Linked DNA regions of Homo sapiens: region 2 is linked to region 1. Evidence: chromatin loops called from intact Hi-C (ENCODE). Cell type or tissue: Caco-2. All regions are shown on one strand. Each heading gives the region's core, and the rest is flanking DNA. Links, peaks and the distances in the headings are about the cores only.

Region 1 (5,391 bases), core at 310-5,309:
TATCGATATTTTCAGTAAATACATCTAAGAATAGTTTATGTCTATCAAACTGAAAGAGTAAATGAAGTCACCTCTGTAGACCACTGTAGACTTGAGCCAAGTCTGCTCTTGGATTGGCTCCCAGAGCTGACATTGATTTCAGTAGCAGTTGCATGCAGAAATCTCAGCAATGAAATTAGCTGATGGACAGGATGTTATTACAAAGAGCGAATCTGTAAAATGTTTCAAATATCAGTAACAGCCAAAAGGGAAAAAAAAGGCAGTTAATCAAATGTCAAAGCAACATCATGTAGAGCCAGTTTTGTCTGTAAAAAAGTACATTTGGTTCTTTGTGACTGAATCAAACTTCATCATCTCAAGACTAAAATATGTGACCTTCTACATTTCAAAGTAGAGGCTTCCATTAAATAACAAATCATTATAATCTGTAAAAAAAGAATCGATGAGGAAAACACACATATTTATGTGGTCTGGGAAAAAATGAAACAATAGAAAAGAAAATATATGAAATATAAGAAAAAGTAGCATTTAGATTCCAATAAATATCTATAGTTCAGAAACACAACCAGAGAAATCCCTCAAACTGTGAATCTGATGATATTACCTCCAGTGGTGGAATTCTTTAGTGGCCTGTCATTTCTTTCACAGGAGACTTAAAGTATCTTAGCATGAAACCCAAGATTATCCATGGCTTGGCTCCCACCTCACTCTACAGCCTATCTCTTCCATGCTTCTCCATGCTCATACCCTTTCCTTCAGACCCACAAACTGTCTTCAGTCCCACATGCTTCCCCACATCTAAGGCCCTTTATATAAACCATTCATCTCTACCAGAGGCTCCTTCTTGAAGCTTATAATTAACTGAGCATACTGCTGTGCTGGCCCAGCAGAGTTGCTTTTAGTGAATCCTGATTCTGGGAAGACTCAGGAAGCTATTGCAAAAAGTGTTAGCATTTTAATATTAATAAAAGCTTTTAAACCATACCCTATTTAAATGAGTTGTCTAAAAATTGTAATGGCTAGGAGATGTGAGGCAATCCATTATTAACATCAGGAATTTTGTGTATCACAAAAGCCTGAGCCTTGAAGTATAATTAACAGAACAGAATTAACTCTCATCATTGAAAAAGAAATCAAATGTAATATTAGAACTTGAAAATGTCTAAAAACAACTGTAACTGGTGAATAGCATTAGCACCGGAAAGCCAGAGACACTTAAAAATGGTGACGACAACCCTTTAAAACAGTAGCAAACAAATGGAACCATCTGTTTCCAGAAACTGAATTTATCCATAGGTGTTCCAGGTCTTTGCAGAATCATCAGTGAATCAAGCACATAATATAATATACCTATTTGCAATTAGAAAATATATAAATTAGAAGGTACATTTTGAAATAGTCATGTATTCAAAATCACTTGTTAATGAGGCATCTGTGAAGGAGTTCTGTTATCCTCAAATATCCAAGTATCTCAGAACCAGATATTATGAGAAATGTTCCACAGTATGTCATAACTGTAAAAGAAATCCACAATTATAATAAGATAATCCATAAAAGCAATAATATATTGTATTTACTGTGACATGGTTTGGCTGTGTGTCTCCACCCAAATCTCATGTCTAATTGTAATACCCATGTGTCAGAAGGAGCCTAGTGGGAGGTGATTGGATCATGGTGGCAGATATCCCCCTTGCTGTTTTCGTAATAATGAGTGAGTTCTCACGAGATCTGATGGTTTAAAAGTGTGGCACTTCCCATTTTGCTTTCTCTGTCTCTCCTGCCACCATGTAAGACGGGCCCTGCTTCTCCTTTGCCTTTGGCCAGGATTGTAAGGTTCCTCCCCAGCCATGTGAAATTGTGAGTCAATTAAACCTATTTTCTTTGTAAATGACCCAGTCTCAGGTAGTTCTTCATAGCAGTGTGGAAATGGAGTAATAAATATTATGAATGGATATTTTATAAATATCTATCTCAGAGGAGGCTGAGAGACTGTTACTTGACCCCAGTGGCCAAGTGGTTAAGTGGTAGGTAGAATCAACTTTTGAGTCTCCATTATTTGACTTTAAAGTCCATATTTTTAGTAAAATATTCCATGGATATTACTAAAGAAAAAGAAAAAAACCTCCCACATTCATTCTATTATCTGCAAAAAATAATACTTGTGGAAGAAGAAAAATTATGTGGTTTTTCTAAGGTTCAAATGCTCTCATATCTTCAGTCATATTTGAGCAAACTGGCCCAATGGGAGATGAACCATAGATGTATTCCTAGCATTTTCAGATGTCATTTCCTATCATTTAAAAAATCTATACTTTTCTACTAGACTTAATTTATCTTTATACTCTGGTCAGCCCATGCAGTGCCTTGTACATACTTAGTCATACAATCCCTGAACTTCAAATTTAGGTATAGCATAAAAATTTTTCTTATAACTAACTACTAAAGAATTATTGTTGCCTAGACAAAATTTATCTCCCATTTTTTCTTCCTTTTGGGTCACTGGGCTTCATTGGCTGGAACATGAGGACGACAGTAAAAGTGGGTAGAATTCACCTATTCTCTGTGCAAGGAAATCTCATAGCATGCCTAGCTCTAGGGAAATCCCACTACTTTTTCTTGTAATTATTTCAGCAATTCAGATGTTAGAGAATTATTACATGACATGACTATTATTCACCCATAGGGGACACAGTCAGATAATAAGACATTTTCTCCCATATTTAAAGGATAGATCTCTCTCCTTTTAGGTATGAACAAAGGCCTTTTGCCCCTATGGCTGCTGGCTGCCATCTTGTGGCCACAATAGAAGTTGATCTAAAGGCTAAGGCAACACAGTGGGCCAGAGTCAAGGGGCTCCACGAAGAAACAGAGATGGAGACTTGAACTCACCAGCTGATTGAGTCTATCCTACGTCTTGCTATGTACTACAATGTTTCCTTATTCATAGAGTTGGTTTGAATCACAGGATCTGTCGCTTATATTTGAGAGCACCTAATTTATATAAGATATATAATTTGGTTAATGAAATAAAAGCTGCATATCAGAATGTACATCTTACCTAAAATGTAGGTCCAATTCGGGAAATGTCACCCCAAAATGTGATGCTTCAGTGTGCTGATCACTTTGAACTGAAGGCACTTGGGAAAACAGTGGATTCAGGCAGAGGCTTTTTCTCAGCTCCTCTAATCTGCATAAAGATGGATCCTCCAAATGAATCTTACATGTCATAAATCCCCTTCTCAGGAATTCTTCCAACCACGAAAGACTGACTTAAATGGCTGGAGAGGAGCCTAGAGGCCAATACTAACCCAGTAAGGCTGTCCTCTCTTCTTAGGGCTGCTCATTGACTACTTTTGTTACGTGGGAGACTTTTTTCTGCATAACAAGACCACCTTTATTCACCATACATTTCCTTGCCTCACCTTCCCATAACTTGTGTTGCCCCAAGAAGCCCCAATTTCCTATTCCTTTCTTTAGCTCAGGATGCAATTATATGAGCTTCAATATTCTGACCCTTCTTTGAGTCTCAGATTTTGCGGAACTCTTGTGCATATATATATGATTAAATGTGGTTTATTTCCTTAATCTGTTTTATGTCAATTTAACTCATAGGCCAGCCAAGGAACGTAGAAGAGTGGAGGGAAGCTATTCTTCACTTGCTTAGACATTCAAGAAAAACATATTCAAATAAAAGTTGTATCATATCTATCAGTCCTGGTCCAATAGTTTCATATAAGCATAATATTGAACTTAATTAAAATTATTTAGAAAAATAGGCATAGTGATACTTTGAATAGCATCGTACCAAAACAGTATTTATTTTTAATTTGTCAAAAGGACAGATTGTGTTACTATTGGCTTAAAGTCATTCAATGGAACCACATTGCACTTAAAAATTCTCTCTTCTAATCAAGGCTCAGTCTAAACTCTCGATTAATTTGGCTTCCAGTGTAAGGATTCATAAGGCCATAAAGTCTTACACTTCAGGCTTCAGTGCAAATGTCACCTCGTCTGAGAAGTTTTATCCTTCCACTGTATCTAAATCCATGTCTTCCTTTCCAGCATTTATCACCTTGTTCACTTCCTTCATAACTCTTATCACTAGCCTGAATGTATTTTGCTTACTTGTTCCTTTACTAATTTATCTCTGTCTACACTTGTGAGATTATTGATTCCATTCTGCTTGAATGGAATCCATTGTTACCTGGGAGACTTTTCTCTGCATAACAAAACCACCTTTATTCACCATACATTTCCTTGCCTAACCTTCCCATAACTTGTGTTGCCCCAAGAAGCCCCAATTTCCTATTCCTTTCTTTAGCTCAGGATGCAATTATATAAGCTTCAATATTCTGGCCCTTCTTTGAGTCTCAGATTTTGTGGAACTCTTGTGCATATAGATATGATTAGATGTGGTTTATTTCCTTAATCTGTTTTATGACAGGGTTCCTGCTTCTCATCCTCAGCATTAAATTCCCAGCAAATAGAACTGGCTCCCAGTAGGCAATCGAGTATTTGTTTAATAAATGAGTGAATGACTAAATACACGAAAGTCCTCTAAAACACCAAGGTTTTCTCAGTTTTGTTTCATAGTACTCTGAATAATATATGGAATATATTTTTCTATTCAAATCATATGAAAAGTAGTGTTCAATTGAGTTTAACAGGCCAGTCTTAAATACATTTGCATGAAATATCCTCCTTCATCTTAACACTTTACTATTTTTTTCCACTTTGTACATTGGTTAGATTATCTCTTTTGAGTGATCAAGAAATATTTAGATAGCTGTGATGAGGGAGGGAAGGAGAACGAGACCTGGACTTTTACAGTGCAGGGCTTCTAAATGACCTACTCTATCTTCTATTCCAATAGAAAAATTGGTCCCCAAAAACGTTTCCTTGATGAATAGCATGGCAATTTCAAAGTTGTGAGTTTTTTCTCTGTTTACATGACCTTAAATTGCAGTGAAATCCACAAGCATTTAAAAGTACAAAGACTGCAAGGCCCTTTCTGACACTCATTTCATGTCTACAATTACCCAAACTCAAAACACATGTGAATAATACTGAATAGAAATACTTCAATACAATTTTTTTCTTTTTAAATAAAATGAAAAGACCTAGGCAGTAGTCTGTACTCTGTTTTTCCACAACTTGAATTTAGATTGACAATATAAAATACCTTTTTTCATCACAGATTTAACAGAAACTATGCCTGATTCTTAAATTCTGATATTCCTGTTTTTGTATCATAGGTAAGGGAAATTGTTTGATAAGCCACTTATATTGTTAGCACTATATTCAGCTATGAACACTGTATTCACTTATATTGTTAGCACTGTATTTTATTTTCTGTGTTCTAATGCTTTGACATTGGAGCCTTGCTGACTT
Region 2 (5,391 bases), core at 260-5,259, 400 kb before region 1:
AGTACGTTGTGTTCCCATTTTCATTTGTCTAAAAATATTTTCTGTTTTTTGATTTATTCTGTGATTTTTTTTTGTTCAGGAATATGTTTAATATCAACATATTTGTGATTTTTTCAAAATGTATCCTGTTATTGAGTTCAAGTTTAATACTATTGTGGTCAGAAAAGATACTTGATATGATTTCAATCTTCTTAAATTTCTTAAAACTGATTTTGTGGCCTAATATATGGTTCATTTTGGTGAATATTTTATACGTATTTAAGAAGAAATTTGTATTCTGCTCTTGTTGGATAAGATGGTTGGTTTATGTCTTTTAGACCAATTTGGTTTAAAGTGTAGTCCAAGTCCACAGTTTCCTTGATGGCTAATTTAGCCACTGTTAAAAGTGGGGTACTGAAATTCCCAACTATTATTGCATTATTGTCTATCTCTCCTTTGTGATCTATTAAGATTTGCTTCATATAATTAGGTACTCTGATATTGGGTGCAAATATTTTATAATTGTTATATTCTGCTAATGAATTGACTGACCCTTTATTGTTATAACATTACCCTTTATGCCTCTTTCTACCATTTTTGAATTAAAGCTTAGTTTGTCTGATAAGTATAACTACCCTAACTACCCCTATTCTTTTTGGGGTTCATTTTTATATCTATTTTATATCTATTTATTTATATCTATTTTCCAACCCTTCAGTTTTAGTCTAGCTGTGTCACTAAAGCTGAAGTGAATCATGAATCCTTCATAGGGCATATAAAATTGAGGCTTGTTTTTTGTTGTTGTTTGTTCTTACCATTTGGCCACTCTGTCTTTTGATTGAAGAATTTAAACCCTTTTATATTAAGGAAATTATTTATAGGTAAGTCCTTACTACTGCTATTTTGTTTATAGTTTTCTGGTTGTTTTGTTGATCTTTTGTTCCTTTCTTTCTATGTCTTCCTCTATGGTTTAATGATTTTCTGTAATATGTTTGATTTCTTTGTCTTTATCTTTTATCTATGTTGGATAGATTTTTGCTTTTTGGGTTACCATGAGGCTTACATAAATCATTTATATATGTAACAAGCTATTTTAGGCTGTTAAGTTTGATCATATATAAAAACTCTAAACTTTTACTCCCCAACATACATTTTATGTCACAATTTATAAATTTTTATATTGTTTATCCACTAAGAAGTTATTGCAGCTACAGTAATTTTTAATACTGTTCTACATTTTAACCTTTATACTGGAGATATACATGATTTATACACTACTATTTCAATATTAAAGTATTCTAAAATTTGACTATGTACTTACTATTACCACTGAGCTTATACTTTTATATTTTCATGTTACTAATTAGCTTCCTTTTGTTTCAGCTTGAAGATCTCCCTTTAGCATTTCTCATAAAGCAGGTCTAGTAGGGTAAACTCCCTGAGCTTTTATTGTCTAGAAAAGTCTTTATCTCTCTTTCATTTCTGAACAACAGCTATGCAGTTTGTGATATTATCGGTTGGCATGTTTTTTTTTTTTTTATTAGTACTTTGAATGTATCGTCCTTATCTGCCTTTGCACTGAAAAATTTCTGCTGAGAAATCCTCTGGTAACCTTATGGTTATTCATATATATGGAACAATCATTTTTCTCTGTTGCATTCACAATTCTTTGTCTTTAATTTTTGATAGTTTAATTATAATATGCCTCGGTGTAGTCTTCATTGGCTTGATTATGATTAGAAAAATTTTAGCTTTCTATATCTCTATATTTATATCTTTCCCCAGATTTGAAATTTTTTTAATTACTATTTTTTAAAGAAGCTTTCAATCCCTTTCTCTCTTTCTTCTGCTTCTCGAGATGTGAAAGTTAGCTTTCTTGATGCTGTCCCATATATCTCATAGGGTTTCTTTACCCCTTTTTATTTTATTTCTTCTTTCTCCTTTGATTATATATTTTCAAATAAATTGTCTTTGAATTCAAAGATTCTTTCTTCTGGTTGATTAGTTTCACTGATGACAGTCTTTATTACATTTTTCATTTAACTCATTATTTTCAGCTCTAAAATTTGTTTGGTTCTTTATTAAAAAAAAATTAACCTGTTAAATTTTTCATTTTATTCGTTTACTGTTTCCTGGATGTCATTAAATTGTTTCCCTGTGCCCTCTTAGAGTTCACTGAGCTTCCTGAAAATAATTATTTTAAACTTTTTGTGAGACAATTTGAAGGTTTCAATTTTGTGGTGGGGAGGGCGGGGTCATTCACTAGGAAATTATTGTGTTCTTTTGGTGGTATATTCCCTTAGTTTTTCATATTTTTTTGCCTTGCCTTGATGTTGCGCATATGATAGAGCAGTCACTTCTTCCAGACTTTACATACTCTTTTCAGTGGGCAAAGATCTTCCCCTATGAGTGGGCTTGAGAGTGCTGGCTGTAAGCAGTGCAGCAGTTTAGGTTCTAGTGAGGACACGGAAGCATAGTTCTTATGCAGTTCTGTCAGCTGAGGTCACTGTTGGCTAAGATTGCAGGGATCCTCAGCAGCAAAGTGTTTAGGTATCCCTGGTGGCAGCAAAGGCAGTTGAGGTTTAAAATGGCAAAGGTTGCTAGGGTGCTCCTGCTACCTTTTTCTGCCACTGGAGAAGTCATGACCAAGGGGATCCCTTTTGGCACTGAAACCAACTTCTGGGCACGTTTGCAGTGGCAGCAGCATCATCATTGTCTGCTTCATGGTGCCAGTGAAGTGGCCATGGAGCCAAGGTCTGAAGCACAGGCACATGGGGATGAACCAAGGCTCCAGAGTCTGGGTGGTGGTGGCACCAGTGCCTGGGGCACAGGTCTTCCTGTTGCTACTTTGGTAATGATGTCCAAGGCATAGTGCTTGTGGAACAACCAAGAGGTTGTGTTCTGAAACATGGGCATACCCAGAGCTACAGAAGATCTGAGGTCTCTGATGTATTCTAACTTGCAGCAGCAGTGACTTTGGTGTTCCGCAAGTGGGCACAGCATGCCAGCAGCCATGGAGCTGGGATCTGGAGTGTGGATATGCAAGAAGCTATGTGAGTATGAGTCTGAGGTCTTGAGAAACTAGCTTGCTGTGGCAGTGGCTCTGATATCAGAGATGTGAGCACTCATGGAGCACCTGTGGAGCCAGCGTGCATTGTGCAAGTGTACACAGGAATAAAGTCCTGTAACCCGGGCTCCAAGATTGAGGGTGGAGCTACACTAGAGCAGCAGTGACTTCTGTGTCTGAGGTGTGAATGCATGTGATATGACCACAGAGTGGGGTCCCAGAACACAGGCAAATGTGGAGCAGCCATGAAGCCTGGTTCTGAGGTATGGCCATGCATGGAGCAACCATGGTTTCAGGGTATGGGGGCAGTGTTGGGAAGGGTGGCAAAACAGTGTCTTCTTCATGGGAGGGTGGTGGGAAGCAACTGCATCTCTGTTTCCTGGTGGTTTGTGATGAGGATGGTTGTTGGTTACCTCAGTGGCAAAAGCTGATGATGTCCTCTATTAAGCAGACCACTGTGGACTTCAGTGGCTATCTCCATGTGGCTGATATTGATAACCTCCATACTTTTTCTTTGTTCCTAGACATTTCCACACATCTCATGTCTGCCAGTCTTTCCAGCCACCATTTCTGTGCAGTGATTCTGGGCTTTTTTGCTCCGTAATGTTGCAACCAGTTCTTAAATGGACCCTTTATTTCTCCCAAGATTATTATCGTTCATGGATAATTACATATTTGTTATTTTGGGGGCAATATGTCTTGTATTATCTACTCCACCATCTTGCTCGTTGTTTTTTTCTTTTTCTTTTAGAGATGGGGTCTCGCTCTGTCATCTAGACTGGAGTACAGTGGTGCGATCATAGCTCACTGTAACCTCAGACTCCAAGGCTCAAGGGATCCTGCCACGTCAGGCTCCTGAGTATCTTTGACTACTGGTGTGTGCTACCATCCCTGGCTAATTTATTAAACTATTATAGAAACAGAGTCTCATCATGTTGCCCACACTGGTCTTGAACTCCTGGCCTCAAGTGACTCTCCTGCCTTGGCCTCCCAAAATGCTGGGATTATAGGCATGAGCTGCTGTGCCTGGCCAGAGTTTCTAATTCTTCATATGACACACAATTTTTCTTGCTGGCATGACTACAACATCAATGACCCTTAAATCTGCCAGGCAAATGTATTGTGTTTCTTGAATCTTTTCACTTATTTACTTACATTGATGACTGCCTTATACCTTATCCTTTTTCCTCAAACCTTCATCATGTCTAACCTTATCTGCAATCTTAGTATCCATATAGCTTTCTGACTGAGAGAATAAAAAGGAAAACCAAAAGACAATTTTTAGTTTGATCACTCACCTACCCATATCAGTGTGCATGCTCTGTTTCCCCTCCTAGTACTCCAGGGCTTACACTGTTCATAGCCTTGGCCAAGACTAATCCCTCCATTTTGCAGTAAATTGTTTTTACCCTTGAATAATCGAGAACATTTCCCCCAGAAATTCTGCTTATTTTATAAAAATTATTGGTTTTTCTCTCTTCACTGGATCATCTCTATGAAAATACAATGTATTATTTTTTTCTGTATTATATTTTTCTCTTGGCCTTTGTATTAGTCCATCTTTACACTGCTAAAGACATACACAAGACTGGGTAATTTACAAAAAAAAAAAAAAAAAAAGAGGTGTAATTGTACTCACCATTCCACATGGCTGGGGAGGACTCACAATCATGGCAGAAGGGAAGGAGGAGCAAATCACATTTTACAATGGCAGCAGGAAAAAAGAGAGCTTGTGTAAAGAAACTCATGTTTTTAAAACCATCAGATCTCATGAGACTCGTTCACTCTCACGAGAACAGCACAGGAAAGACCCACCACCATAATTCTGGCACCTCCCACTGGATTCTTCCCATTACATTTGGGAATTGTGGAAGTTACAAATCAAGATGAGATTTGGGTGGGGACACAGCCAAACTATATTATTCCACCCCAAATATCATGTCCTCACATTTCAAAACCAATCATGCCTTCCAAAGAGTACGCTAAAGTCTTAAATTATTTCACCATTAACTCAAAAGTCCACAGTCCAAACTCTATCTCAGACAAAGCAAGTCCCTTCCACCTATGAGCCTATAAAATCAAAAGTAAGTTAGTTACTTCCTAGATACAATGGGAGTATAGGCATTGGGTAAATGTAGCCATTCCAAATGGGAGAAATTGGGCAAAACCAAAGGGCTATAGGTCCCATGTAAGTCTGAAACCCAGCAGGGCAGTCAAGTCTTAAAGCTTCAAAATTTTCTCCTTTGATTCCATGTCTCACAGCCAGGTCATGCTGATGCAAGTAGGAGTTCCCATGGTCTTGGATAGCTCTGCCCCATAGCTTTGCAAGGTACAGCCTCCTTCCT

What was found. Peaks named below come from ENCODE experiments on the same cell type or tissue, not always from the same donor. Only the 100,000 strongest peaks of a DNase experiment are listed, where the experiment ranks them.
Region 2: a loop joins it to region 1, with 23 times the contacts of the local background. A loop is called at or near these places in 8 of 110 quality-filtered maps.

The regions. Positions count from the first base shown.
Region 1 is chr13:61,283,740-61,289,130 of GRCh38, reverse strand. No RefSeq gene overlaps it. Among named protein-coding and RNA genes, the nearest start is that of MIR3169, 87 kb to the right of the region's middle. RefSeq lists an enhancer at 3,954-4,455. In Caco-2, for the core only: a CTCF peak has its summit at 2,749 (motif pointing left); a DNase peak (open chromatin) is centred at 2,810.
Region 2 is chr13:61,682,908-61,688,298 of GRCh38, reverse strand. No RefSeq gene overlaps it. Among named protein-coding and RNA genes, the nearest start is that of LINC02339, 260 kb to the right of the region's middle. In Caco-2, for the core only: no CTCF peak of the experiment used is centred there; a DNase peak (open chromatin) is centred at 2,508.